Linked DNA regions of Homo sapiens: region 1 is linked to region 2. The links are chromatin loops, found by intact Hi-C in ENCODE. Cell type or tissue: adrenal gland. All regions are shown on one strand. Links, peaks and the distances in the headings refer to the core of each region. The heading gives the core; the rest is flanking DNA. Region 1 overlaps GPR179 (G protein-coupled receptor 179). Region 2 has its middle 13 kb from the start of EPOP.

The links. Hi-C counts contacts between places; a loop is a spot of excess contacts. Peaks named below come from ENCODE experiments on the same cell type or tissue, not always from the same donor. Only the 100,000 strongest peaks of a DNase experiment are listed, where the experiment ranks them.
Region 1: a loop joins it to region 2, with 2.5 times the contacts of the local background. A loop is called at or near these places in 8 of 110 quality-filtered maps.

What each region holds. Positions count from the first base shown.
Region 1 is chr17:38,327,829-38,343,083 of GRCh38, forward strand. GPR179 (G protein-coupled receptor 179) reads right to left here. Exons shown (of 11, transcript NM_001004334.4): 1 at 15,168-15,255; 2 at 11,589-11,697; 3 at 9,805-9,892; 4 at 9,150-9,385; 5 at 8,248-8,316; 6 at 7,763-7,872; 7 at 7,205-7,443; 8 at 6,876-7,014; 9 at 6,105-6,210; 10 at 5,423-5,569; 11 at 1-3,703. Among named protein-coding and RNA genes, the nearest start is that of GPR179, 8.5 kb to the right of the region's middle. RefSeq lists enhancers at 4,927-5,427, 13,503-14,027. In adrenal gland, for the core only: a CTCF peak has its summit at 6,071 (motif pointing right); no DNase peak of the experiment used is centred there; H3K27me3 peaks cover 793 bases.
Region 2 is chr17:38,654,137-38,669,391 of GRCh38, forward strand. No RefSeq gene overlaps it. Among named protein-coding and RNA genes, the nearest start is that of EPOP, 13 kb to the right of the region's middle. RefSeq lists enhancers at 2,860-3,154, 4,570-5,069, 13,420-13,714. In adrenal gland, for the core only: CTCF peaks have their summits at 13,586 (motif pointing left) and 13,787; a DNase peak (open chromatin) is centred at 13,505.

The DNA of each region.
Region 1 (15,255 bases), core at 5,093-7,592, 330 kb before region 2:
CCTTCTCTGTTGCTTCCAAGGAATGTCCCTCTGCCACTTCACTACTCATGCTGCTGGGCAAGTCTGAGATCTTGGGGGCCTGAGCAGGGGATTCCCTCAAGTCCTTGTTCTCCCAAATACAAATAGTTTCCTGTTGTTGACACAGTTTTGCCATCCCTTTTGATACGTCTTCTCCCAGGGAAGTGAGTCTCCCCTTTTCTAGAGCTTTCTCCCTCTGCTCTGCTGATTCACTCCCTGCCTTTTGGTCCAATCCCTTCCCAGTAGTTCCTTCACTTACCTCCCAGGGACAGATCTTGGCTTTTTCACTGGTAGCAGCTTCCTGTGCTTCCCAGGGACACACTTCACCTGGCCTGCAGCCCATATGATCCAGTTCCTGGAACCCAGCTTTTGGTCCATCAGCATCTAGAGTACCTGGATGCTGAGAACAGGCCCCTGGACCCACACTCCCCCAGGGACAAGCCACCTCCCACTCTGGGGTTGGCTTCTGTGGCTTCTCTGGAGCAGTAACAGCTCTCTCCCTGGGTCCAAGATCTGCAGAAACCTTGCCTGTATCATTTGGAGATTTCCTAATGGCCTCAGCTCCCAAAGCCCTTTCCTCCCCTGCTCCAGCACCCACCTCCCAGGGACAGATTTCTGCCTTCCCAGCAGTCAAGTTTTCCTCCACATCCAAAGGGCAAATGTCGGCAGCTTTGCTTCCCACACTGCCTGACATCTGGAGAAGGGTTTGGGGTCTCTCTGTGTCTTGAGGACGTGGTTGTGGGGAGAAGCTGCCAGGGTCCACACTCTCCCAGGGGCCGACCGCTTCTTGCTTTTGGATCTGCCCCTCAGGCTTTTCCCAAGCTGTGACATCTTCGATTTCCGATTTTCCAGGCATTTTCTCCTTGTCCTTTTGAGATTCTCCTCCTCTTGGCACCTGTGCTGATGTCCATTCCTCTCTTGTTCTTTCATTTACCTCCCAGGGACAGATTTCTGTTTTGGCAGGTGTTGCTTCCTGTGCCTCCGGCCTGAGATCTTCCTGTGGACACACCTGCGTTGCTCTGCTTCCTCCATTGCATAGGAATTGGCTACCAGCTTTGGATGAGGAATTGTCTAGACATGGGCTGGAGTGCCCAGGGACCGTGCTCTCCCTGGGACAAACTGACTCCTGCTGTTGACTTAATTTCTGCACTGCTTTCACAGTTTGTTCCCCCATCTCTCCAAAGCTTCCTTTTCTGGAGGCTTTTTCCTTTTCTTGAAGAGATTCTCTACCTGTCCCCAGACTCAGCATTTCCTGCCCCATCACGTTATCATCCAGCTCCCAGGGACAGATCTCTGCTTTCTGGATAGCAGGAGCATCTCCTGCCTCCCACAGACACACTTCAGCAATGCCACTGCCCAAACTCCCTGAACACTCTGAGCTTCCTGGGGCCTGAATTGAGACTGCTGAGGGGCCCCGGAAATCTGTACTCTCCCATGGACAAAGAGACTCCAAGTCTCCTCCCGGTTTCTGTTCTTTCCAAAAGGTTGCTTTCCTGGTTTTCTGCTTTTCCTGAGGGAGATCCTTCACTGCCTCTTGGGCTGGTTTCCCATCCTCGCCTCCTTCACTTGCCTCCCAGGGACACGGCTCTGCCTTGGTGATGTCAGGGGTATGAGCTTCTGGGCCAGCAGCTTCCCACCCAGGCTTCTCCACCTTCCTGGCCTCCACACTGTCCCCCGCCTCAGATTTGTCTCTGATTCTGCCAGGGTCCTGAGGAGCTGACCCAGGGGACAGACCTCCTCGATCGGCACTCTCCCAGGGACACACTGCTTCCTGCTCCCTCACCAGCCTCTCTGGCTTTTTCCGCATCATGGGAACCACATCTATGGGCTCTGATTTTCCCCGGGCCTCCCCTCTCTTTTTTTGGGAGTCACCTGGGTCTTGTCTTAGTGCCCTCGACTCTGGGGCTCCTTCACTCGTCTCCCAGGGGCAGATTTCGGCCTTGTTGCCACTGTCTGGCTGACGCGTTTCTGATTCAGTGACCTCCCAGGGGCATACCTCTGCCACCCTGTGGTCAGCGCTGCCCAGGGACTGGAGGCCAGCTTTGGGCAGTTCCTGCCACCCGACAGGGGTTTCTTTTGATTGCTTGATGTTTTTGTCCCTGGAAACTTGCCTCAGCATGGCAAGCCCTGTTTTACCTGCTCTCTCAGCTTTCCGTTCCCCTAGACCCTGGGTCATCCTCCTGCCTCTGTCTTCTTGTTCCCTGCTGCCCTCCCGTTGACAGACTTGGAGCATCCTGCTGGTGTGAGCGTTCTGTTGGTTCTGGAGGGACTCCTTGTCATCGGAGGGGATAAGAGCGGCCTGCTTACTCACCGCCTTGGGCCGGCCTAGCCTGGGCGATCGGGAGGGTGCCCCCATACTCTCTCCCGCAGTCCCGCTGTTCTGCCCCTCGGGACTCTCCTCCACACTCTCCTTCTCTCTGTAGGTGCTCCGAGAACGGGTCAGAGCTTTAATCGCCAGCCCCAGGCTGCGCATGGAACCCTGCTGAACAGGGGCCTTGAGGCTGTGGGATTTAGGGAAGATCTTGGGCCTGTCTTCGTCCACATCATTAGCTTCCCTCTGGTGATGTGCATCCTCTGCGTCCATCTCATTCTCCCCAGCCCTGCTTTTCTCTACTGCAACAGAGAGGGCCCTCCAGAGCCTGGCTCGAGCTGGGGCAGGGGAGTGGTGGCCTCGCTCTGGCCCTGAGGGGCCTTCCTGGGGCACATTTTCTTGCTTGGCTGGCAGTTCTGCGTTCTCCCAGGGGCAGATGTAGGTGAGTAAGTTGGGGCTTTGTGGGGATACTGGGACTGGTGCCAGGGCAGGGGCTGGGGTTGGAGCTAGAGCTGGCAGCAGAGCTGGAGCCAAGGTGGAGGTGGGAGATAGCATCCTTGGCTCTCCCAGGCCCCCAGACAGGGCCAAGATGGGGGTAGAAACCTGGTGCCTGATGGGTGGATGAGGCAGCCTTCTCCTAGCCTCCTCATGAAGCCTCCCAGAGGTGTGAGAGCTGTCCACGCTGCTGCTCTTGGCAGGGGAAGGTGGAGCTGACAGGGGGGCCCCTCGAGGCCGCTCCAGCCTCCTGGCTGATGGCCTCCGCACCAGGCTGGCCATGGCTGCCTTGGCCTTCTTCCGCTCCTCCCGCTCCTTTGCTTGCCGGTAGGTCTCCTCCAGGTAGGCCTGGCTGGCCATGAGCAAGGCCTTTTCCCTGGAGCTGGCCACACTGAGCGACTTCTGCAGAGAGGCGGGCCGGGCTCTGGGTAGCCTCTCTCCCACCGTCAGGTTGTGGGCGCTGGCTGACCTGAAGCCCAGGGCAGGGGGCCCCTCCACCGACTCCCGGCTCTCTGTTCGAGAGGCCTTCTTGGCCAGCTTCCTCCTCAGCAGTGAGTCAAGAAGAGGCGGGTCCTGCTCCCTGCGCTGGTCATAGGTGCTGCGGGACTTGTGCAGAGCTGGTGTCCCCTCGGGTTCCTGGAGGCTGGAGCTGAGGAGCCGGCGGCGGGAGGAGCCGGGCAGGCTGCCGTGGCCTGGGGATCCTGAGTCCCGGGAGTGCTGCCTGGCCAGGGCCTCGGGGAATTCCGCCAGGTACCTCATGAAGGAGCGGCCCAGTCCCTGGCATGAGCTGCCTCGCTTCTTGGGCAGGTGGGGGTTGTTTGCGGCCATTTCCTTGGTTTTGTGGACCTCTAGCTGGGCATAGAGCTTCTTCAGCTCGTCCTGTGGGGCAGCAGGGAGGAAAGCAGGGCTGCAGGTGAGCTCTCTCCATCCCCTGGCTGTCTGTTCCTCCACCCTTGCCTAGACCTTTTTCCCTTAGGGATCTCTTTCCATCAAGCTGTATCTCTTCCCTGCTTCTAAAACTCTCGTAATTCACCTCTTTGTTCCTGTGAGACCAGTTGCCAACCTGAGTCCCAGCCAGATCCAGTCAGCTCGGAGGACTCATGTGTACCCCCTTCTCTGGGGCATTGTGGTCTAGTGGGAAGTTAGTAGCTTGGGGACACTCAATATGCTGTGTCCCTGGAGGCTGTTTTCATGACCCCTCCCTCTGAGCCTCTGGATCTTCTGTAAAGCAATGTTACCTGGGTGACCAGTGTTAACTTCCTTAAGAGCATTATATGAGATTGATGAGACTAGTGGGTTTGAAATATGCAGTGTTCAGGTGTAAATGATGGAACGGGGCTTTAGAAGTCTTCTGTTCTGGGTTTCTCCCCAGATCCAGCATAGGGGCCGCAGATTGGCTTGTGTTCCAGAAAGTGGAGGGTCAGGGGTGGAGCTGCCCCTCCATACTCCCTGGCCCTTCAGCTGGATTGGGGTCTCAGGAGGCAGGGCAGGCAGAGCTCAGAGGGTGAGGACACAAGGGGGAAACGGGCAGAGGCACTGGAACAAGGAAGGACTCAGGAGATGCAGAGGACTCTGCTTTGTGGGCCTGTAAACAAGTCAGGTGTGAAGACGGCCCCAGTAGAGGTGGAGGGGGTGGACAGAATGGCTTCCCATGATGGTTCCTAGACTCTGGATTGTATAAAACAATGGGCTTAGATTATCAGCTCTCCTTGTATCTTACCCACTGAGCCTCTTGTTAGGGTTCTGGTGACTATAATGATCCCCTTGAGCACAGAAATGAGAATAAGCATGCTTTTCCAGTGTAGACCCAGGAAGAACTTCCTCTAAGACCTGCCAGGTCCAGGGAAAGGGGATCCTGGTGGCTACTCACTGCCTGAACTACCCAGCCCCACAGCTGGCCCTAGGCTGGCCCTAGGTGCCCTAGGCACCAACCATCCTGCTTTGCTGGGGGCTGAGGCTTTTTTGTGTGTGTGTGTCAGAATCTTACTCTTTCACCCAGGCTGGAGTGCAGTGGTGCGATCTCAGCTCACTGCAACCTCAACTTACCAGGCTCCAGTGATCCTCCTCCCACCTCAGCCTCCTGAGTAGCTGGGACCACAGACATGTACCACCATGCCTGGCTAATTTTTGTATTTCTAGTAGAGACGAGATTTCGCCATTTGGCCAGGCTGGTCAAACTCCTGGCCTCAAGTGATCCGCCTGCCTTGGCCTCCCAAAATGCTGGGATTACAGGCATGAACCACTGTGCCCAGCCAGCTGAGGGGTTTCTTAGACTGCCCCCGACCTGATGCCCCTGCTGAGTGAGAGTGGAGGATGCGAAGGAGTAGGGCTCCACTCTCGGCCCTGCCTCTAGCTTGCCACATGGCCTGAGCCTCCGGGATCTGGTTCTGGGGCTTTGGGGTCTTCCCACTTGGGTGTGTGTGGCCTCCTTTGAATAGAGTCAGGGGAATCAGTTTAGGCCAGTGGAGAAGGGAGAGGGCAGGTCTTGGAGGGAAGAGGACTTGCAGTGGCACATAGCCCAGGTGGCAGGGCCCAGTCCTCCCTCTGCCCAGTTCCTAAAAGCTAGCATTGAAAGGAGGCAGGGAGGGTGGCACATACCCGAATGTCTCCAGGGTCCAGGCTGTGCTCACTCCAGGCTGAGGCGATGCTGCTGCCAAGGTAGGAGCCTGAGTGCTGCAGGTCCAGCTCGTCCTCACACACCTCATCCACCATCTCCTCCCGGGGAGGAGCCCCCAGCTTCCAGAACTGGCAGGGGTGCATAAGAGTGGGAAAAAGACTCGCCCTGGCTCCTTGTCCACTCCTGCACTCACCTGCCCTGTGGAATGCGTCCTTACTTTGTGACGCTTCACCCCCTTCTCTGACTTGGAATTCTGGGGATCTTTAGAGTTTTACTCCCCTCATCCTCCCTGACCTTCTCTAGCTCAGACAGCAGGGTGGTTCTAAGCCCCTGACCCTGCAATTCCTAGCCGGGTCCTTCAGCTCTCCCACCTCTCCCTGTATACCTGCTTCTGAGTAGATTTTCAGAGTGTGCCAACCTTCCAGCTGCAGGAGGGAGCCCCTCCAGCCCTGGGTTTTCTTTCCCTTGCCCAGGAACTGGAAGCAGAGAGTGTCCCCACTCAAGTCAGCTCCTAGCTTAGGGCCCCTGGCACTGTGCTCACTCACCCAGCACCTTCTGTCGTCCTCACCCTGGCCTGCAGAGGGCGCTGCGGGACAACCGCTCCACAGTGGCCCTGACAGAGGGGCTGGGGTCCACCTCACAGGCAGGAGGGGAGGGCCTCACCTTAGGGATGAAGATCAGAGCCAGCGTGGTGGTGACTGTGCTGTGGGTGTGGAAGAAGAAGAGGAGGAGGGTCCAGTCCGGGTGCAGAGAGGGAACCAGCACAAACCTGGGGCGGGATAGGGGCGCAGGTCATTACTGCAGGCAGGAGTTGCCTCTTCTGCTTTGCCTTCTCACTGGCGTTTCACCTCAGCCCCAACCCTGATACGCTTAGGACGAGGGGGCATTCTGCCCTCTCCTGCCCTCTCCAGGATTTAGGTCCCACTTCAATCCTGTTAATCCCAACCTCCAAGACGCCCTCCCAGAATACTCCAGCTCACTTTCTTTGGCTGTGTATAGCACAGACCTGTGCTCCAGACTCTTAGGCCCACTCTGTGGGTTAACTCTGCCTCCACCACAGGGTCTGGTCGTTATGGACAAACAGCAGCCTGCTGCTCTTATGGCTGAGGAGTGAGGGGAGAAGGCAGGGAGGACTGAGCATGTGTGGAAAGGGGTATGTTGGGGTGCTGGAGAGGTGCTTTGGGAGGGGTGAGGAGTTAGGAGGAAGGTCCTCTTCCTCCTCTTCTGTGTTGGGGGCCTCCTCACCTGGGCCAGGCATGGAGTACAGAAGGGGCATCTGGGGGGTAGGGAGAGAGCCAGAAGTGGGGGCCTTCGTCAACGTGCTGAGGCGTAGCAGTGTTGCCAGGATGGCATGGGATGGGGGCACCTCACCTGGGAGAGGTGAGGAGTACTGTTAGAGTGGAAGGGGGTGTGGGGAGGTGAGTCCGTCCTCACCTGGCTGTGTGGAAGGCAGCGGAAAGCAGTAGCTCATTGTGCAGGGCGATGCCCATGTAGCGTGGCTCATGGAAGGCCGAGAGCACAGCCCGTGTGGCGTAGCAGAGGAAGCTGCCCCAGCACAGCAGCAGCAGCTCAGCTGTGGGGAGACAGGGAGGGAGAGAGCCGGCACCACCTCAGCAGCTGTCCCACCCCTTTCTCTGAAAGATGTGCTGGGGGGAGCCTGGGCTCGGGGTCTGGGGACAAGTCAGGAGAACCAGAACAAGAGGAACCCTGGAGGCACAGAGGCAGGGACCAGCGTAAGGCTGGGCTCAGCAGAAGCAGCTCACCCACAACCATGATGTAGTCCCAGCGGTCGTGGTGACAGAGGTAGAAATGGCGGCCACTGGGAGTGTGGCCTCGGATCACCAGAGGTGCGTGCTGGATGCCTCGCTCCAGGGCGCCCACGGTCCACACAGCCAGGAAGCCCAGCACAGGTAGCAGGAGCAGCCCCAGGTGCCGCAGCAGCCGCCCGCTGCTCAGAAGGGCACTCCGCTGGGCCGTTCGAGACAGAAACAGCTGCAGCACTCTGCGAGGGTTAGAATACACAGGGTGGATGGCAGGGACCTGGGTGGATCACGAAGAGGGTGCCAGCGCCCTGGTCTCTGTCCATTGCTGCCCTCTCCTCCACACAGGTACTTGTCCTTCCATCCTTTTTGTGATTTGCTGCCTTTTGCTACCCCCCCACAAAGTAACATGGAAGACAAGGCTATGGTGATGGGGGTTGGCCTTGGGGGTAGAGGGGAGTGGGGCTGGCAAGGGTCTGGCTTTGAAAAACACCATTCCATGAGTGAGCTGGGGTGGTCTGGGATGAGCAGCATGAGAGCAAAGTCTGCCCCAGGCCGTACCTGTAAAGCTTGAGTATGATGGTGCCGTAGACGATGGCAAAACCCAGCAGCCGCACCCAGCGAAGAGCGATGCAGCGGAATACACTGGGCTTGAAGTATAGGATGAAGACCTGGTGGGAAGGGGCAAAAATCTCTGCTCTCTACTATGCTTCTGCTGTGGGCCAGGCCTATGCTAAGCACACTGTGGATCCTCCCAACAGCCCTGCAATAGAGCCATCACCACCTTCATTCTGCAGAGGAGCAGCTGAAGTGTCAAAGAAGTTAGGTAACTTGCCCTAAATCACACTGCAAGTCACAGAGCTCCTAATAAGCCTGAGGCTCCAGAGCTCATAGACCAGCTTGCCATTTGTGGGTAAGAGTAGGGGAAATCTGTGGTCTCTGAATCCCTTCCAGAGGGCAGAGAAGGGTTCTGGGGCTTGGAGGGTGCCAGGTTTTGGCTATGGGGGATGCTGGAAGGTGGGGCCAGCCTGTGGCCACAGACTCACAGGAAAGTAAAGCAGCAGGAATCCAAAAAGGACAGTTTCCAGCAGGACCACTCCAGATGCCCAGATCCTCTGTGAAGCAAGGAGAGAGGCATGTGAGCAGAGTCTGGACGATGGTTCTAGAGGCTCTCAGGCCTATGTGAACGGTCACTCAGTGACCCTGAGCTAAGGCTTCACCCTGTAACACTGGCTCTGCCCTCTCTGCCCACATCCACGTCCCTTGTTACCCCAGGCTCAACTCCACTGGCACTAAACATGGCTAAGGCCAAGGTTTTACATCATTCCCACACACACATCCCTGTGTTCCTCCCAGTCTTGCTCAGGGCCTTGCTGCAGACCTAGGCTCAAATCAGAGGCTGCTGGAGCTGGAAGGGATCTCATGCATTCCTCAAGCGTTGGGTCAGGCTGCTCCCTTGTCTAGAATAGGGTACCCCTTCTTGGCCCAGTAAGTATCCAGTTAACCTTCAAGCCTGGCTCATGTCACATCCAGAAAGTCTTTCCCATGCCATCTCAGGCAGGATGACTTTCTGTAAGCTCCCACAGCAGCTGACAGACACCTCCATCCTTGCCCCCATCTCACTGTGCTGTCATTTTATTTACATGTCTGCTTCCTCCATTAAACTGGGAACTCCATGCAGGCCCAGATCACTTCCATTTGAGCCTAGGCAGTGTTTTGCTTAGAGTAGATACTCAACTAGCATTTATTGAATCAAGTTCAATGCCCTTATTTTACAGATGAGGAAGCAGGTCCAAGGCGGAGAAATCACTTGCATCATGCTACACAGTGAGTTAGATTTAGAATCAAGATTAGAACCAATTTCTCCTAAATTCTGGTCTTAGGTAGTCTCAGGCCTCCAGTTGAGATGGGTCGGACATGTGTGTAGGAGGTGTGGGGCCTTCCTTGCCTTGTTCCGGCGGCAGCGGTAGGAGACCAGCATGCTCAGGAAGATGGCCAGCATGCAGCAGGCCTGGCAGGCCAGCACAGCGGCCCGCAGCACCGCGGCCTCTTCCACCAGGCACGGTGTGGCATCCATGCAGCTGGTGCAGCCCTCAGGACATGGCAGACACTGCAGCAGTCTCCCAGATCTGCCTTCTGGGAACCCGAATTGCCCGGTAGTCTGGAAGTCACTCTCCTCTAACCCTATAAAGAACAAGATGAGTGCAGGGAGAGGGGCCCAGCTAGAGCATCCTGACATCCCAGCCTTTTCCCTGATAGTCACCACAGCCCTCTCCCTGTTCTCCTGTGATCTGGGGCTCCAGGGACAAGTGGGAATGGGTGCTTCCTTGGGAGGGCAAAGTACCAGGAAGAGGTGACACCAGGCTAGGGCTCCTTGAGAGGCCAACTTGCATCATATTTGCATGTTACAGGCTCATACTCAGAAGGTGTAGACACCCCCACACTGCAACCTGCTTGCCTCTCCTGCCTCTCTCAACCTTCTGCCCTTGCCCCACAAGTTCCCTCCCAGTGTCTCACCCCAATCTGGCTTTCTTCCCCAGATGTACCCTCCCAACCATCCTCTCATGTAAAACACATGCCTGGCCCCCACCACACTTACATACCCCCAGAGGGGCTTGCCCCGTAGAATCCAGGTCGGCAGCGGCAGAGGTAGCGGCCAAGAACAAAGCCCTGACTCTCCAGGGGGACACACTATGGGGACAACAAACACAGTATGTGTTTATGTGGGGCTTTCTCTGGAAGAGCTTTCCCTCCTGGGAGAGATGGAGGGTCCATCTACCTCCCTATCCATGGGACTTGGGTCCACACTAGGGAATCCCTCCAGAAGCCCTCTCTAGTCCTTGGGAAGCCTTCCCTCTGTGGAAACCCTACCTGACCCCTGCTGTTGCCTCTCTTCCCAAAGAGACCCTAAGCAAAGAGTACAGGGAGAAATCACCCTTTTGTTCAGACTGGCAGTGACAGGAGCCTCATAGGACCCATTTCCTAGTGGCCAGCTCTTGCTAGGGCAAGGTACTGGGGGAGATGGAAGTAGGGAAAGTTCTGAGCCCAGCCATACCTTGTGTGCCTACATCCTACTTCAAAGGGTCCCCATCAGCTTCCATCTTTGGCACACAAATGGACTGGAAAGGCCCCCCACGGAGGAGCAGCTTCCTTCACCAGGGACCATCTGGCTTTCGCACAGGACTGTTTTTCCCAGCCTTAATGCCAGGCTAATGCCAGGCTGGTGGGATGCCAAGGCCAGCCTTTATTCCACCTCCTCCTATTGATGTTTGCCCGGCAGGGGACAGAGCAGACCTCAGAGCCAGGCAGGGAATATGAACAAATGAGGTCAGATCTATTGTGGGGAGTGGCTGGGAACAGACATCAGTGACGCAAATGAAAGGGTTAACCTTGGAAGATTCTATATCGAGCCCCTGACCTCACTTAGTAGGGTTAGTGTGTGGTGCTTGTGAAGCTGTGGCCCAACTTCCCCTCTTGCTTGGACCACTGGACTACACAGTCTGCACAATTAGACAAACATGCACCCAGAGAAGTGAATGTGTCTGGGTTAAACAGTGAACTGGATGGTGGGAGCCCTTTTCCATCCCTCCACCTCTAGCTGCAGACACATGTGCCCTGAAGAGCAGTAGAACCACCTGTGCACACAGAACAATATGCCCACCAGCCCCAGCAGGCCACAGGGCTCGCCCTGGCTTTGGCTCAGCTCAGGAACAAGCATGCAGTGATTGTAACCATGGAGCGGGTGAATTCACTGGCCTCCCAGTTTCCCAGTACTGGGTTTGCATGATTTCCAGCCAGTGCTCTCCATCACTGTGAGTCACCTGCACCCGTAGCTTTGAATCTACCTGCATCTGGCCCAGGTTCCATCACATTCACTGGTCCCAGGCCTCTTCGAGCTCCTTGGTTGGTTAGATTCCTCCCATACTCCAACCAGCAATTCCATTTATTTCAGCAATATGGAACACCCTTTTGTAGACAGACCAATGGAACATCCTTTGTGGGCCAAGAGGAGCCCAGAGCTGTGTTACATGAAGAATGTGTTCCCGGGGGAAGGAAAGGAGATAAGTAACTGAGGCTCAGGAAGTCACCCTGGGGAGGGGTCCTGGAGCACTGAGTACCAGAAAGGAGAGCAGACAGGAAGAACACTGAACTTTCAAAGGAATGAGGGCAGGAGCAGGAGGAATAGGGGGTGGGGGGGCAGGCTGTAGGTGACCTGACTTTTTAAAAGCCTGGTATCTCACCTCTGCCAATCACTAGGAACTCCCCTGAAGCCCTGAGATGCTGGGGTAGCTTTGTCTGCTGCTCCTGGGAGCTGCATGGTGGCGGTGATGGGAAAAGGGGAGGGAGGCAGGACTCTAGTAGCGCCCCCCATCCTCCTCATCCTTACCTGGGTGCTGTTGAGATCACACAGGTGTGTGTTAGAGTACCAGCCTGGGCCACTTGCACACTGATTGATGTCCACACTCTGGAGATCTACGTCCATCTGCACCTGCCCCCTACGGCAGTGAATTGGCAATTAGGGGCACAGTGATTGATGCCAAAGTGGACGTGTGTCCCTGGGCGTTGTTGGGGCCCAGAAAATGATGCTCGGAATTATGGCACTTTGGCATGCTGAGGACTTTGAACTAAAGGAGATTAGAAGGGTTCAGAAGTAAGGTCTCTCCGACCTTCTCCTTCTCTCTTGTCTCCTGCCCCTCTTTCTCCCCGCTGAAGTGAGTTCTAGAAACCAGAATTCCCCTTCCCCAAGGCAGGTCATAGAAACTAGAATCCCCCTCCCCCAGAGCAAGATATAAAACCAAGAACTATTACTCTCATCTTCCCCTGCCTTTCTGTGTAGGAGCTGGTCATAAAGAAATTCTCTGGCCTGCCTTGACTGATAGTAAGTAGGTCATATGACCCTCATTCCAGAGGGATCCTGCCCTGTACCTGGGAGGAAGGATGCTACATAGACAGGCCAAGAGGAAGCTGAACAGAGGCCTGGCTGAGTTTCCCTATTTGGTCTACTACCATTAGATCATAGACTTTTTTGTCCAATCACAGTTCTACAGGGCTGACCATGCTTCATGGAATCTAAGCATAACAATGAACAGTTTTCCCTGAGTCTATTCTTTCTTTTTTTTTCTTAGACACACAGTCTTGCTCTGTTGCCCAGGCTGGAGTGCAGTGGCATGATCATAGCTCACTGCCACCTCCACCTCTTTGGCTCAAGTGATTCTCTCACCTCAGTCTCCAAAGTAGCTGGGACTACAGGCATGTGCCACCATGCCTGGCTAGTTTTTAAAAATTATTTTTAGTGGAGACAAGTTCTGGCTATATTGCTCAGGCTGGTCTTGAACTCCTGGGCCCAAGCAATCCTCCCACCTCAGCCTCCCAAGTAGCTGGGACTACAAACATATGCCACCATGCCTGGCTAGTTTTTAAAAATTATTTTTAGTGGAGACGAGCTTTGGTTATATTGTTCAGGCTGGTCTTGAACTCCTGGACTCAAGCCATCCTCCCACCTGGGCGTCCCAAAGTGCTGGGATTATATGTGTAAGCCACTGAGCCTCTGCCACTGGGTCTTCATTTCTGAAGGCTCCTGTGTCATGTAAAACTTTGGCTAAATAGGCGGGGTGCAGTGGCTCATGCCTGTAATCCCAGCACTTTGGGAGGCCGAGGCAGGTGCATAATCTGAGACCAGGAGTTCGAGACCAGCCTGGCCAACATGGAGAAACCTTGTCTCTACTAAAAATACAAAAATCAGCCGGGCATGGTGGCTCATGCCTGTAATCCCAGATACTCAGGAGGCTGAGGCAGGAGAATCGCTTGAACCCAGGAGGCGGAGGTTGCAGTGAGCCAAGATGGCGCCACTACACTTCAGCCTAGTGACAGAGCAAGAGTCCATCTCAAAAACAAACACACAAACAAACAAACAAACAAAAAACTTTGATTAAATAAATTTGTTATGCCTTTCTCTTGTTAATCTGTCTTTTGTTATAGGAGTATTGTGACCCTTATGATGAGTGAGGAAAGGGATCACACTTTTCTGCCCCTACAGGCACTAGATCTGGGGACAATGCAGTCTTTGCAAACTTTAGCCCAGCACCTGCAGTGTGTGCGAAGGGCATGCATGTATTCCATTTCTCCAGTATTATGAATGTTCACTGTCTCTGTGGACAACAGTCTTCTTTCTACTAGGTTGTTCTCTCCACCCCTCAGCTTTTTGATATCCTATCATTTCCTGGTTTCTGTCAAGGAGGAGAGACAGGGCGCATGTCAAGACATGGCAGGAGTCAGGGCTCTGATGATCTCTGAAGAGGATTTTCACACTTCCTCATGCATGTACACACGCACACACACAGAGATCAGCTCAGCTATTAACCATCTCCTCTCTCTGCCCAAGCCAGGTCTGAATTGATCACAGCAAAGGAGATATGAAATAGAGGAGCCCTGACCTGGCACTGCCTGGACCAGCAGTTCCCCAGCCTTTGCTCTGGGCTGAGCTGGCAAGGAGCCAGGCTGCCTGCTGGCAGGAGGAGAACCCTGCTGGGAACAATGAATGGGGACACAGAGCTGGAGAAGCAGTGTTGATTGTTGAATGCCCTGCAGTCCTAGGCTCAGTCGCTGCTCCCTTCCCAATAGGACCCTCAATCCTTCTTTCCTGTGGTTGAGGGAGGAGGTAGTTTACTGGAGGAGAATCACAAGCTTCTGCGTCAGGACAGGCAGGATAGTGCGGCCTGCTTGGTTTAAGAAGATGGCCCTGGGGACTCAGCCAGCTCCTTGGCAGAAAGAGCATTGATTCCAAGCCCCCTCAAGAGTTTTCCTTCCGCTGGGTGTGGTGGCTCACACCTGTAATCCCAGCAATTTGGGAGGCCGAGGCGGGCAGATCACTTGAGGTCAGGAGTTCGAGACCAGCCTGGCCAACATAGTGAAACCCCATCTCTACTAAAATACAAAAAGTAGCCAGGTATGATGATGCGCACCTGTAATCCCAGCTACTCAGGAGGCTGAGGCAGGAGAATCATCTGTACCTGGGAGGCTGCAGCTGCCGTGAGCCGAGGTTGCACCACTGCACTATAGCCTGGGCGACAGAGCGAGACTCTGTCTTGAAAAAAAAAAAGTTTTCCTTCTCCGGGGAAGCCTCATTTTACAGCTCTCAGTTGCTAGAGAGCAGTAGGTTGAACGCCTGGAGTGCCCACCCAGCTCTCCACTAACAAGCCTGGTGCATAGATTGTCACTGTCATCCACACCAAGACCTCTCCTGCCTCTTGCACTCCCTTCTCAGGCCTGGGGGCCAAGACCTCTGCCTGTCTATACTGACACATCTTTTTTTTTTTTTTTTGAGACAGAGTTTTGCTCTTGTTGCCCAGGCTGGAGTGCAATGGCGTGATCTCGGGTCACCGCAACGTCTGCCTCTGGGGTTCAGGTTCAAGTGATTCTCCTGCCTCAGCCTCCTGAGTAGCTGGGTTTACAGGTACTCGCTACCACACCCAGCTAATTTTGTATTTTTAGTAGAGATGGGGTTTCTCCATGTTGGTCAGTCTGGTCTTGAACTCCTGACCTCAGGTGATCCACCCGCCTCAGCCTCCCAAAGTGTTGGGATTACAGGCGTGAGCCACTGCACCCAGCTATACTGACATATCTCTACACACATGTGTATACCTGCATATAGATGTATGCTACATATGTATACCTATTTGTATATGCACAGGCTCACAGACATTCCTGCATGTGCTCAAGCACATAAACCCAGATAAATATGGATTGATTTATACACATGTACACTCACACCTGTATGTGTTAACAGATAGTTGCAGATTCCCAGAGCCGACTGTAAGTACACACAGCTGAGTACAAATACCCACATCTGTGTGCCCCCCAGGCATGCACATGTTCGTGCCAAATGGCCCAGGCACAGCTGAGGGGACCTGTACTTCCTTCCCCTACATCCCCACACATGCATCAAATCCTGCACAAACCCACTTACCTGACTTCTGGGCTGAGGTCTGGCTTGAGTCCATAGAAGGTGGCAGAGAGTGTGATCAGCCATCCAGGTCGGAGCCGTCCCTCCTGGC
Region 2 (15,255 bases), core at 12,409-14,908:
GGTGCTCTTCTCAAATTTATCATGTAATTCTTTTCCTTGAAGCCCAGACCTGCCCCGCAACCACAGCATGCGCTATAATTCCATCCAGATCCCGGAGATTCTTGAGGACCAATCAACGTTGCCCCCAGATGGAATGGCCCCAGCCTGCAGAGCCTGTCAGGTCTGCAGTCTGCTCTTTCTGCTCTTCAGCATCTCTCTACCTCCTCTTTCCCTGTCATCCAATTGGCCCTGTGGGACTGCTCGTTATATTCTTATCGACTCTGGCCCCCATTCCCTTTAATTGGCAGCTTCGAGGAGTTAAGGAACTTAGTTTTGCAGATCAGTGTTTTTCTAACTGTGCCCCGCCAAGCACTGGGAATCCCCAGGGCCCTCTCAGAAGCCCCCGTAGGATGTAGTGGGGTAGGAGGAGGAGGAGGAGCTTCCGGGAGGCTGGAGGAGTGGAGGCGGCAGGTCGCCCTGCCCCAGCCCTCAGTGGCCCCACAGCAGCTTGGCTGTTCTTGGTTTTGTTTCTCTCTGCTTCTGCATGATATCTTTGAACAAAAAGTCCCAAGTGTACAAAAAGTCCCGAAAGGCGTTCGCAAACCACTGACCTAGATGGAGGGAATTGTGAGGAGCAGAGGGCACCCTCTTATAAAATGCCTGTACTTCGGTGCAGGGTTTGGTGGTGTCGGCGGTTTGGAGGCCCTTTAAGCTTCCTAACTCCTTGTCACTGGTGGATGGTGGGGTGCCGGCAGGAGGGCATCCCTTTACATAGGGGCTCATTGCTGTATGGATGTGGGCAGAGAACGAACAGGAGAGGGAGACTGAACTCCTGGCTTCCACATCAGGCACAAACCCCAGGACGTGAAGATCCCTAACTGCCTCCCCTCCGGCCCCCAAATAGCAGAACAGAGAGTAATCGCACTGCAGTGGCAGTGGAAAGAGCTGAAGCTAGACGCCGGGAAGAACTTCCCAACTTGGCACCTGGGGGAGGAGCAGCTGGGAGCAAATGTGGAACTGTCTGAGGTAGGAGGAGGTCCCCTTTGCAGGCTGAGAGATAATCACATACATCCTCCCACTCACACCCCCTTCGTCTGCTCCTGCCCCAACCAGGGCTGACTCCAGAAATTCTGCACAGATAAACCTCCAGGCCCTGAAACTCAGCAAGGGGTGGGGAGAGTGGGACCTGGGGCCATGCCCCCTCTGTTGCTAAGAAGCCCTTTCTGGGTGAGCGTGGTGGCTCACACCTATAATCCCAGCACTTTGGGAGGCCCAGGCAGGTGGATCATTTGAGGTCAGGAGTTCAAAACCAGCCTGAACAACATGGTAAATCCCCATCTCTACAAAAAAAAAAAAACTATATATATATATATATACCCACACACACAAAAATTAGCCAGCGTGGTGGCACGCCTGTAATCCCAGCTACTCGGGAGGCTGAGGCACAAGAATTGCTTGAACCCGGGAGGCAGAGGTTGCATTGAGCCAAGACTGCGCCACTGTACTCCAGCCTTGGTGACAGAGCGAGACTCCATCTCAAAAAAAAAAAAAAAAAAAAGAATCCCTTTCTGTCTGACCCCCACCAGACGGCAGCAGAATTGTGTGGAGAGCTTGTTCCCGAGGGACCTGGGGGATGGAGCAGGCAATCCCTTCTCCCTCTGACCTCCAGGCCCCACTGAGCCCTCTGGACACAAGCACAATCAGGCACTTCATGCCTGGCAAGGGTCAGAATGAAAGGCCTGTGTCTGTCTGCTCCCCGCCTCCCTTTCTCCATCTTCAGATAATTCCATCTGCCCTTGGGCCAGAGCCTCATCTTTCTCCCTCCTTTCCCCCTCCTGCCCGCTGAGTTATTTACAAATATCTGGGAACAGAAGGGATTTCTTCAGTGCTCTGTAGTGCCTGCCACTGACTCAGGTCTCTAACATGCTGGGGGGCAGCGAGGGTAAAGATGCTTGTGGTCCTCTCCTGTCACCCACAGGAACCCAAAGAGCTCAATACACTGGGCGCAGTGGCTCATGCCTGTAATCCTAGTATTTTGGGAGGCTGAGGTGGGAGGATCACCTGAGGTCAGGAGTTCAAGACCAGCCTGGCCGACATAATGAAACCCCATCTCTACAAAAATTAGCCAGGCGTGGTGGTACGTGCCTGTAATCCCAGCTACTTGGGAGGCTGAGGCAGGAGAATCACTTGAACTCAGGAAGTGGAGGCTGCAGTGAGCTGAGATAACACCACTGCACTCCAGTCTGGGCAACAGAGAGAGACTCCATCTCAGAAAAAAAAAAAAAAGGCTCATGCCTGTAATCCCAGCACTTTGGGAGGCCGAGGTGGGCGGATCAAGAGGTCAGGAGATCGAGACCAGCCTGGCCAACATGGTGAAACCCCATCTCTACTAAAAATAAAAAAAAATTAGCTGGGCACGGTGGCAGGTGCCTGTAGTCCCAGCTACTTGGGAGGCTGAGGCAGGAGAATGGCGTGAACCCGGGAGGCGGAGCTTGCAGTGAGCTGAGATCGCTCCAGCCTGGGTGACAGAGCGAGACTCCGTCTCAAAAAAAAAAAAAAAAAAAAAAAAGACCTTGGCCTTGGCTAGACACGGTGTAATCCCAGCACTTTGGGAGGTGAGGCCGAGGCGGGCGGATCACCTGATGTCAGGAGTTTGAGACCACTCTGGCCAAGATGGTGAAACCCCATCTGTACTGAAAATACAAAAATTAGCTGGGCATGGTGGTGAGTGCCTGTAATCCCAGCTACTCAGGAGGCTGAGGCAGAGAATTGCTTGAACCCGGGAAGTGGAGGTTGCAGTGAGCTGAGATGGCGCCACTGCACTCCAGCCGGGGCGACAAAGCAAGACTCTGTCTCAAAAAAAAAAAAAAAGAAAAAGAAGAGCTCAATGGCTCCCCAAGGTCACACCGTGGCAGCCCATTTTCTGTTTCCCACTCTGTTCTCCTACATGGTTTGTCCCGGGTACAGGGTGAACCAGGAAGAGGATGAGTTACCGCCATTTCCCCATGGAGTCAAAGGGCTTCTTCCTCCTGGAAAATCCCCGGACACGGAAGTGACTAAGACCTAGTGGAGCTGCTGAACCTAAAAAGTAAGTTCAAATTCGGGGCCCCTCCTTCTGATAGCCATGTGGCCCAAAGAAGGGAAGCTGTCCGTGCAGCTGGGGGAGCTGATCTCCAACATGTTCTCCCCAAGCCCACCTCCTGCCACCCCACCCCAATGCTGAAGCCCAGACAAGCAGCCAGGAACTGGCGTCACCATCCCCAGTCCCGCAGACGCTCATCCCACCGCCACCACCCGTGAGCAACCATTCCGGGGCCTGACATTCTGTCGGCTTCACACCACCTCCCGGAGCCCCAGCCAGAAGCACTTCCTGGATAAAATATTAAACATGCAAATCTGAGACAGAGCCTTAACGAGCGACAGACTGCACGACCACAGCCTGGCAAACGAGACGCACGACGTCCGGGGGTGGGGGGGTGAGAGGTATATATAGATATAGACTTTGGATCTATCTGTGCAATGTGTGTGTAAGGCAGAGAACAGCAGGGATGGAAAAGTACCGCAGCAGCCTCCAGCTGGGGTGGCCTGAGGTGGCGGCAGGAGGCTGGCCGGGAGGGAGGGTCAAGAGGAGCCCCAGAGCCAGGCTCAGAGTGAGGGATGACAAAAGCCCTTTGTGCTTGGATTCTGTGCAGGGGGTGCCAGACACGCTGGGCAGGGGAATGGGCATTGGTTTTGGAGAAGGAAGTTGGTTAGAGGCAAGGCCTCCGAGTGGAAGAAAAGAAGGGGAGACAGAGGAGAGGCATAGACCTGTGTGGCAGGAGTAGGGGTGTCTAGAGGGAGAACACCTCCACTCACATGGGGCACGGGGCGGGGGGGGGGTGTCTCTTGTCACCACACTGGCCCAGGTGTCATGGAGCTCACGTGGAATTAGGTCAGCAAGGTTCCTGCCTTGATTCAGGTCAGCATGCATTTGATGATGGCGCTTCTTAAACTTGTACATGTGCCAGGATCGTCTAGGATCTTGTTGGTAAATGCAATTCCGATTAGGGAGGCCTGGAGTGGGGCCTAAGAGTCTGCATTACTAGCAAGACTCAGGTGATGCCAGTGCTGCTGGCCTCCCGGCCCCCATAAAGTGGCGAGGGACTACAAGGAGCTAGAGCAACACGGAGCTCCCTTTGGCTCAGGCGAACACAGGACCCACAAGAGTCCAGAGTGGGATCAGAGGCTGAGCCCAAAGGCGTCTGGCCTAAGGGGAGGTCCACGGTGCTGATCAAGATGGTGTCTGTCCACAGTGTCCAGCCTGTCATGGAATTAGAACTATAGGACACCTAACTTGGCCCAAACCAACACAGAACCCAGCCCAGGGTGTCAGGGAGCCTGTAGCAGCCCACACTGAGACAGGGCTCACAGGGCCTGGAGTGACATGGAGCCTGGTGGGGTGGGACTGAATGATAGGGCGCCCATGTTGCTTCAGGAAATCACAGAGCCCACAGGGATTAGACTGAAGTGGTGCCCGTTTTGGTCCAGAGTGACATGGAACCCACAGTGGCCACAGGGGTCTGGACTGACTTGGAACTCAGAAAGGACTAACAGAGGTGATGGCCACATTTGCTCAGGGTGACATAGAGCTCATCAGGACTTGGACCAACTGGACCAACCAGGCACCCAACACAGAGCCCCAGACATGACAGGGGGCTCTCCGTGCAAACTCCAGGTTGCAGAAGACAGGAAGGGAGGGTCCGGAGGAGGCTGGGAGAGGAGAGGAGCAGGTGCCGGGGAGCAAGGCTGCTCTGTGGCTGCTGTGAGCCTGCCTGCCGTGGGCTGAGTGCTACTTGGCTGGGCCCCAGAGAGGAGGTGCTGCTGCTGCAAGGCTCAGATGGAGGAGGAAGTGGGAAGCTGGAGGCAGGGTGGGCGCGAGGCTGGGGTGGGGAGAGCACTTCCTCCCCCAAAGAGGCTTGGCACGGGGGCTGGCCCACTGCCCATGTGGATCCTGGCATTTACACTCCCCGCTCCCATTATACACAGGCGATGCGGTGGGTTATGGGTCTGGGACTTACGGACCTCAGATCAAGGAGCATTCAGCGCTGGGGGAACAGACAAACCGATGTCTCCCTGAATGGAGCACTCAGGGTCCAGAGGAGGAAGGGTTCTCCCTCCTGGCACTGGAGGTCCTTTTGATGCAGCCAGGTCCCTAGGCAGAGTGCCCTGGCCCTATTGTGTCCTTGCCCAGAGGAATGCAGAAAACAATGCAGGCTGCCCCTTCCCACATCCCTGGCAAGATCTAGAAATAGGTGCCCACACCTTCGTCTTAACTAAACCCAGCCCTCCCTCCCGCTTCTGGTCAGATGCCTCTCAGTCCTTGTCCCTACCAAGGGGAGAAGCCCCTCAGAGGCTACCTGCAGCTTCTCTTTATGCCAAGGTTAATGTAGAGGAGGAAGGGATGGAGGGAGGGGCATTACTATGAATTTATTTTTTGAGACAAGGTCTTGCTGTCTCACCCAGACCAAAGTGCATCAGCACAATCATAGCTCACTGCAGCCTTGATCTCTTGGGCTCAAGCAATCCTCCCCGTTCAGCCTCCTGAGTAGCTGAGCTGGGACTACAAGCACAAGCCACCACACCTAGCCAATTTTTAAAAATTTTTTGGGCCAGGCGCGGTGGCTTACGCCTGTAATCCCAGCACTTTGGGAGGCCGAGGCGGGCAGATCACAAGGTCAGGAAATCGAGACCATCCTGGCTAACACGATGAAACCCTGTCTCTACTAAAAATACAAAAAATTAGCCGGGTGTGGTGGCGGGCGCCTGTAGTCCCAGCTGCTGGGGAGGCTGAGGCAGGAGAATGGCGTGAACCCGGGAGGCGGAGCTTGCAGTGAGCCGAGATCCCGCCACTGCACTCCAGCCTGGGTGACAGAGCGAGACTCCATCTCAAAAAAAAAAAAAAATTGTTTACAGAGTCTCCCTATGTTTCCCAGGCTGGTCTCGAACTCCTGGCCTCAAGCAATCCTCCCACCTCTGCCTCCCAAAGTGCTAGAATTACAGGAGTGAGCCACTGCACCTGGCCAATTTGAATGGGGAGCTGGATGACGCTCCCCATCCAGCCTGGTACTGCTGAAGAATCCAACCCTAACTCCACTCCTGCCCACACATCTCCAGGCTGACCTAGTTTCTGTTTCAAGGCAGGGGGGACACATGTTACACACTCCTAGACACAGAGCTGTGCAGAGCCAAGAGATGCACACGCATGCACGTGGGATAGACGAATGCAGGAGATCGCACACTCGAGGCCGGTGCACACACATGCATATCCAGAGACTCCTTCCTGACTCACGAACAAACCCAAGGACCCCCTCCAGCAGACACACAGACAGAGCTCCCTGTTCACAGGGCCACACAGACACACATGGACCTCATAAGCCATAGGCGTGATTCCCCACAGGGGTTCCCTACTCTCTATCCAGCTCCTGCTCCCAGGTCCCCACTCTCTGGGGCACAAAAACAGCAAAGGCAGTCCTGCTGCCACACTACCAGGGCCATGGGATCAAGGATCACCGCAACCCTGGGAATGGATCCCCAGTCTCCCCTCTTCTCTCCATAAGCTCCTGTCTTTTGGAACTGCAGTGCTTATTTCCCCAGGACAAGTCTCTCTGTGGGAGGGACCAAGGGTGGAGGACACTTCACTTCCCTACTTCCCTTCTGGTTTTTTTGTTTGTTTTGAGACTGTCGCCCAGGCTGGATTGCAGTGGAGTGATCTCAGCTCACTGCAACCTCCGCCTCCTGGGTTAAGCGATTCTCCTGCCTCAGCCTTCCGAGTAGCTGGGACTATAGGAGTGCATCACCACGCCTGGCTACTTTTTGTATTTTTAATAGAGGCGGGGTTTTGCCATGTTGGCCAGGCTGTTCTCAAACTCCTGACCTCAGGTGATCCACCCACCTCGGCCTCTCAAAGTGATGGAATTACAGGCTTGAGCCACTGCACCCGGCCTTTTTTTTTTTTTTTTGAGATGGAGTCTCTCTGCCGCCCAGGCTGGAGTGCAGTGGCGCGATCTTGGCTCATTGTAACCTCTGCCTCCCGGATTCAAGTGATTCTCCCTCAGCCTCCCAAGTAGCTGGGATTACAGGTGCCCACCACCACCCCTGGCTAATTTTTGTATTTTTAGTAGAGATGGGGTTTCACTACGTTGGCCAGACTGGTCTTGAACTCCTGACCTCATGATCCACCCGCTTCGGCCTCCCAAAGTGTTTTTTTGTTTGTTTGTTTTTCTTTTTTTTTGAGATAAGTTCTCACTCTGTCACCCAGGCTGCGGTGCAGTGGTGCGATCATAGCTCACTACGGCCTCAAACTCCTGGGCTAAAGTGATCCTCTTGTCTCAGCCTCCTGAGTAGCTGGGACAATAGGCACATGCCACTGTGCCTGGCTAATTTTTTAATATATTTATTTATTTACTTTTATTTTTGGAGACAGGGTTTCGCTCTGTCTCTCTGGGTGGAGTGTGGTGGGGCAATCACAGCTCACTGAAGCCCTGACCTCCCAGGCTCAAGCAATCCTCTCACCTCAGACTCCCAAGCATCTGAGACTACAGGTATGCGTCACCACACCCGGCTAATTGCTTATTTTTTGTAGATAGGGGGACTCACTATATTGCCCAGGCTGGTCTCAAACTCCTGGCCTCAAGCAATCCTCCCTCCTTGGCCTCCCAGAATGCTGGGATTATAGGTGTGAGCCACTACACTCAGCCCCTCTTCTTCTTATTTTTGTTTTTTGTTTTTTGAGACGGAGTCTCGCCCTGTATCTAGGCTAGAGGGCAATGGCACAATCTCAGCTCACTGCAACCTCTGTCTCCTGGGTTCAAGCGATTCTCCTGCCTCAGCCTCCCAAGTAGCTGGGACTACAGGCACCTGCCACCGTGCCCAGCTAATTTTTTTTTATTTTTAGTAGAGATGGGGTTTCACCATGTTGGCCAGGCTGGTCTCAAACTCCTGACCTCAAGTGATCCACTCGCCTCGGCCTCCCAAAGTGCTGGGATTACAGGTGTGAGCCACCGTGCCCAGCCTGTCTCCAGGCTCTTGTGTCAGGTGTGTGTGCATGTGTGTTCATGTGTGCGTGCACGTGCGTGTGTGTGTGCATGTGCATAGGAGCAGGAGTCTGAGCCCGTTTGGGAACACGCTTGTCCATCCCTGTCCACCTGAGCTCTGGAGCCCAGCACCTGCCCTCCACAGAGGCCTTCCTCTCTTCTTTCCGGTGTCCCCAACCCCTCCCTCTCTCCTAACGCACTGTAATCGTGCTGGATCCTGGGTTCGTTCTAGAGCCTTCCTCATCTCTGCCCTTCCTCATCCAAGTTCCTCAAAAGAGATGCATGGGCTGGATCTGCTTCTTTCCCTCCCGTTTCATCCCTACTCCCCAGGAAGATCTCACTAGAGTCACTGGTGCCATCCTGCTTGCCAAGGCCAGTGGACCTTCCTCATCCTGTATCTGATCTTGTTTTTTTTTTTAAGACAGGATCTCACTCTGCCACCCAGGCTGGAGTGCAGTGGTGCAATCACTGCTCACTTCAACCTCCACCTCCCCAGGCTCAAGTGATCCTCCCACCTTGGCCTCTTAAGTAGCTGGGACTATGGCTTGCGCCACCACACCAGCTAATTTTTGTATTTTTAGTAGAGACGGGGTTTCACCATGTTGCCCAGGCTGGTCTCAAACTCCTGACCTCAAGTGCTCCACCCGCCTTGGCCTCCCAAAGTGCTGGGATTACAGGCATGATCCACCATGCCCGGCTCTATCCCATCTTTGTGTGACATTCCACCCTGTTTTCCTCCTTTCTTGATACTCTCCTCCTTTGATTATTGGATGAGTTAGGGTAAGTTGTGTTCGTTAGGCCAATATTTTATTTTATTATGTTTTAATTTTCCATTGTATTAATTTGGCTAATTATTTTTTCATTAGGTTAATTCTCTGTATTATTTGGGCTATGCTAAACTGTTTAGCTTAGTCTAAGTTGTACTGGTTAGGCTAAACTCCTAGAACAAAGAGATCCAAAAAAAGATGATGGCTTGAAGAATGTAAAATTTGCTTCTTTCCTGTGTTGCAGGTGAACACTCCAGGTCAGCCGGGAGCTCTCACAGCCATTCGGGGACCAGGCTCCTTCCATGTGCTGCTGTGCTGCCCCCTAGGGCCCTGCCAGTGACTCAGGACCGAAGCTGAGTGACTGCCATGCCGGGTTCCAGCCAGCAGGAAGGGCAAGGGAGTGTGGGGCGGGCAGGCCCAGGGTCTTAAAGCCCAGGCTGGGAGAGGCACACACCCCTTCCCCTTCGCAGCCCAGTGGTGGGAATTAAATCACATAGTCATACCTGACCGCAAAGGGGCTGGGAAATGTGCCTACCCAGTTGGCACAGGGAGCTCAGATTTGGGTGGACAATGAGCAGTGGTCACCAGAGCCCCCAGAGCCTCCCCCTCTCTCCCTCCTCTCCACCCTCTCTCTCCCCACTCTCTCCCTGGCCATTCCTCCCCAGCCCCCGCCTTTTTTTGTTGTTTTTTTTTTTTGAGACAAAGCCTCCCTCTTTTGCCCACCACAGGCTGGAGTGCAGTGGCATGATCATGGCTCACTGCTTCCTCGACCTCCTGGGCTCAAGTGATCCACCTCAACCTCCCACAAAGCTGGGACTACAGGCACGAACCACCATGCCCAGCTAATTTTTTTTTTTTTTTTAATTTTTAGTAGAGACAAAATCTGACTATGTTGACCAGGCTGGTCTCAAACTCCTGGGCTCAAGTGATCCGTACTCCTTGCCCTCCCAAAGTGCTGGGATTACAGGCGTGAGCTGCCACGGCACTTGGCTCCCCTTTGTAAATGTGCCCCAGGGCTCTGTTCTTGGCCCTTTTCTCACCCCACATGCATGCCTTGGCCATTCCCGTCCAATCCTGTCTGATGCCCTAAAGCCTCCCTACCTCCAGCTCAGGCCTCTCTCAGCCACAAACCCACGCAGGCAACAGGGCCAAATCTGGGACTCAAGCCACACTCCTCCTCTGCCTCACCCCACATTCAATCTGTCACCAAAGCTGGTGAGTCTACCTTGTAAGGACCCCCTCACCGAGACTGTCCTCTCCTTCTCCCCGCCGACCCCGCCCCCGAATGGGTTCTCACAGCCTCCACCCCTGCCCCCCTGCCTCTACCCCCAGGGACTCCACACCAGCCTCCCATGAATCATGAAATGTGAGTATTCACCCTGCCTGTTCCTGAGCCCTCTTCTCTCACAGTCTGATTGGGTCACCCTTCAGGGGCTCCCTCTTGTCTTCAGAATCAACTCCTTACCCTAACATATAAGACCTTTTGTGATCTGACCTCGGTCTACTTCATCTCTTGTCACATGTACCCTGTGCTCCAGCCACTCAAATCTTGGCACTTTTGTGTGTGCTCTGCCCCAGTGCCTCCCGGCCTTCACTTCAGGGATTCCTATATCCTTGAAGACTCAATTCAGAGAGCTCCTTCTCTGAGAAGCCCCCTCTGATGCCCTGATGCTCTTCCCACATGCTCCACTGTTCCCTCAACCTCACCAGTCTCCACCTCTATGCCTGTCTTGTCCTGATTGCTCACTTACCTCTCTCCCCTGCTAGGTGGTGAGCTGTCGGAGAGCAATATGAGGTTTTAGTTATTTCTCATCTCCAGTCCTTAGCCCATTGTTGGAGACAGTTAACGCTTAACGCTTGAGAAATGTTAGCTCCTTTCTCTTCTCCTTTAAAACTGTGACACAAAGGCTGGGCACAGAAGCTCACGCCTGTAATCCCAGCACTTTGAGAGGCCAAAGCGGGTGGATCACTGGAGGTCAGGAGTTCGAGACCAGCCTGGTCAACATGGCAGAACCCCGTCTCTACTAAAAATACAAAAATTAGCCAGGCGTGATGGCTCACACCTGTAATTCCAGCTACTCGGGAGGCTGAGGCAGGAGAATTGCTTGAACCTGGGAGGCAGAGGTTGCAATGAGCTGAGATCACTCCACTGCACTCCAGCCTGGGCAACAGAGCGAGACTCTGTCTCAAACAAACAAACAACAACAATAAAAACTGTAACACGTAGCTTTATACATAAAACTAAAATCTGGAAACAGCCCAAACATCCATCAACAGGAAAACATATACATTGCAGAATATTCATTCAATCAAATACTACACGGTGATAAAATGAGTTAACTACAGCTTCATGCAACAGCATGAATGAATCCCATGCATAATGTTGAACAAAAGAAGCCAGACCCAAAAACGTACCTTCCATTCTTATGAGGGTCAAAAACAAGCCGAACGGATCTTCGGTGACAGAGGCCGGCATGGTGGTCATCTCCGGGTCAGGAGATCAACTGGGAGCAGGCCTCACACAGCCTCCCAAAGGCTGGAAGTGTTGCTTATCTAGGTCTGGGTGGCGATCACACAGGTAATGTACATGTGTAATGATCATCAAGCTGAAATTCTGGTGCATTTTAGAGTAGGTAACTTCCCTCTGTTTGTTTAAGTGCCATGATTTTGTAATAAATCATCGTGGAAGCCGGGTAGAGTGGCTCATGCCTGTAATCTCAGCACTTTGGGAGGCTGAGTCAGGAGGATCCCTTGAGATCAGAAGTTCAAGATCAGCCTGAGTAGCATAATGAGACCCCCATCTCTACAAAAAATAAACAGAGCTCACGCCTGTAATCCCAGCACTTTGGGAGGCCAAGGTGGGCGGATCACTTGAGGTCAGGAGTTCTAGACCAGTCTGGCCAACATGGCAAAACCCTGTCTCTACTAAAAAAATAGAAAAAAAAAAAATTAGCCAGGCATGGTGGTGCACGCCTATAGTCCCAGCTTCTCAGGAGGCTGAGGCAGGAGAATCGCTTAAGCCTGGGAGGTGGAGGTTGCAGTGAGCCAAGATTGTGCACTCCAGCCTGGGTGACAGAGCGAGATTCCATCTCAAAAAAAAAAAAAATTGGCCAGGCACGGTGGCTCACACCTGTAATCCCAGCCCTTTGGGAGGCTGAGGCGGGTGGATCACAAGGTCAGGAGTTCGAGACCAGCCTGGCCAACAGGGTTAAACCCCGCCTCTACTAAAAATACAAAAATTAGCCAGGCATGGTGGCAGGCACCTGTAATCCCAGCTACTCAGGAGGCTGAGGCAGGAGAATTGCTTGAACTCAGGAGGCAGAGGTTGCAGTGAGCCAAGATTGCACCACTGCACTCCAGCCTGGGCAACAGAGCAAGACTCCGTCTCAAAAAAAAAATTAAAAATAAACAGAATTAGCTGTGCATGGTGGCACGTGCCTGTGGTCACAGCTACTCGAGAGGGTGATATGGGAAGATCTCTTGAGCCTGGGAGATCAAGGCTGCGATGAGCCAAGATCGCACCACTGTACTCAGCCTGGGTGACAGAGTCAGAGCCTGTTTCAAAAAAAAAAAAAAAAAATCACCATGGATGGCAAGTCTGCGTCTGAGAGGCACTTTCTGTTACAGAGTCCCCTGATTTTAGGTGATGACACTGAGCCCCAGAGAGGGTAAAACACTCAACACTCAGCTTGAGTCGCTCAGCACATCTGTGGAGAGTCCACACCCTAAGGAGGGGACTGCATGTCCTGCTTTCCCCATGCCACTCTAGGGACCTTGGGGGCAGGCTCTGTGTCTTTGTGTCTCTGGAACAGAGCTCTGGGACCTCTACATATTGGTGGGGGCTACTCCCACCCCATAACAGGTTGCTGCTGGGTGGTGAAACATGGCAGCAGTGTGGTCATTTAGAGCACAAACTCAAAGGACACAATTCCGTAGCTGTATGGGCTTAACCTCTGTGAACCCCAGTTTTCTCATCTGCAAAATGGAGCTAATAGTACCACGGTTGGGCGCGGTGGCTCACACCCGTAATCCCAGCACATTGGGAGGCCAAGGTGGGCAGATCATTTGAGGTCAGGAGTTCGAGACCAGCCTGGCCAACATAGTGAAACCCCGTCTCTACTAAAAAATACAAAAATTAGCCAGGCATGGTGGCCCACGCCTGTAGTCCCAGCTACTAGGGAGGTTGAGGCATGAGAATCACTTGAACCCAGAAGGTGGAGGTTGCAGTGAGCCAAGATTGCGCCACGGCATTCCAGCTTGGGCAACAGAGTGAGACTCTGTCTCAAAAATAAATAAATAAATAAATAAATAAATAAATAAATAAATAAATAAATAATAGTACCTACCTCATGTTGTGTCCTGAGGATTACATGAGCAACTAAGCATAATATAACAAGGCCTGGTTCCAAGGAAATGCCATTACAGTGCTTGCTATGATAACCACTCAGGAGGAAACCTAGTCAGACAGACCAGAGCTACTTTGCTCCTCCACTGGCTGTGTGACCTCAGGCAAGTTAATTAACCTCTCTGAGTCCCATTTCCTCATCTGCTAAACAAATAGTACTTATCTATTGCTATGAAAGCAAAATAATGCCTGTAAAACACCTGACACCTGCTTAAGTTCCTTGTGTGCAGAGACCACGTCTTGCACATCGATCCCCCTCAGGGCTCTCACTCCATGGCCTGGGAGAATGAATCCCTTCCCCAGCCACCCTTCTCTGGCTCGCCATCCTCTTTCTGGTGCTAGCAGACAGCAGCATCTAGTGGACAAGCTCTGGAACTGCATTCTGGCCAAGGGTCACTCGCCAAGCTGCTGTGCAGTCATTTAAATGAGGCTTTTTAAAAATGCTTTAGACAAGGGTGGAGGGGTCAGGAGGAACGGAGGTGGGGTGAAATGCATTGGGCAAGTATTCATTAGGTGCCTGCTGTGTGCAAGGCACTGATCCAGGACCTTAAAAAATGAAGCAAGAGATACAAGATCACTGTAGAAGGACACAAGAAAAATCACAAATAATTATAACTTTGTCATCAATACCCTAACTTTTTATCTTAGAGAAAATGTGAACACAGCATAGGGGGACTTGGCACACTGGACAGTGTCTTCTCAGGAAGTGTTTTTTGTTTTTGTTTTTGAGACAGGGTCTCGTTTTGTCACCCAGGCTGGAGTGCAGTGGAGTGATCACAGCTCACTGCAGCCTTGATCTCCCTGAAGTGGCTGAGCAATCGTCCCACTTCAGCCTCCAGAGTAGTTGGGACTACAGGTGCACGCCACCACACCCAGCTTGTTTTTTGTTTTTGTTTGTTTGTTTGTTTTTGGTAGCATCAAGTTCTCCCTATGTTGTCCAGGCTGGCTCAAACTCCTGGGCTCAAGTGATTCTCCCCGCCTTGGCCTCCCAAAGTGCTGGGATTACAGACACAAGCTACCTTGCCAGCCTTCTCAGGAAGTTTTTACAATTGCAGGGGCGATTTTTTTTTGAAATGGTTGTTACATGTCAATGACTCTCAGTTAAGGCCAAGGCAATAAAATGAAAGCTTAGGTCAGGAAGGTTCTGCCTCGAGTCCCCTGACCCAGGTTCTCCATAGACAGAGGGGAGCGGGAGTGTCTGGCCCCAAAGCCGCACTCGCCCTCCACACTCCACAGTCCCTTCCTACCAGACACAGAAGAGTGAAGAGGGTCTAGAGGTGGCATGAAGCACATCTAACTGGGGGAATCAAAAAATACTTCATGGGAGAGATGACATTTTGCATTGGAGAATGAAGGTAAAGAAAGCAGGGAGGGGCATGCTGGGGGCGCTGGGGAAGGAAGTGCATTCCAGCCTAGTAGACCAGGTATACCTTCACTGGTATAAAGCGAAGTAATGGGAACCAAGTTGGTTGAGGGAGCTGGGGGTTAAGGCCAAATCACAGAGGGCTCCAAATGACAGGCCAAGGAGGCTGCATTTAATACTATCAGGGGACCCACTCAGTAAGAAGGTAAACTGATCTGAGGGCATCAGAGAAAAACCAGACACCCAGAAACTATTAATAGTTAGGTGGCTACTGTCATAGTCCAGCCTAGAGGTAGGGGACACTGCACCATGATGGAGTGGAGATTAGAGACAGAATTGTGAGATCCTTGGGAGGGGAGAAGCAGGGGGAGGCTTGGAAATAGATAGCTGTGGGTCAAATGGGAGGACCCAGCTGAGAATTCAAGGTGCTGAGTCCAGGGGAAGTAATGGGGAGAAAAGCAGAGCTGTAACCAGAATGTGGACTTGACCAGGGGGACTGCTGTGGGCAGGGAGCTGTGGGCAGGGACCAGGAGCTTGGTCTTTGACAGGGGCAAATGAGTTGCCATTGTCCCTGTGGAGATGCGGGACCAAGGCTCAGGAGGGGTGCTGGAGGGAGAGGAGGCAGGGACAGTCAAGTGGGAGTCATTTACCCATATAGGTGCAAGCTGA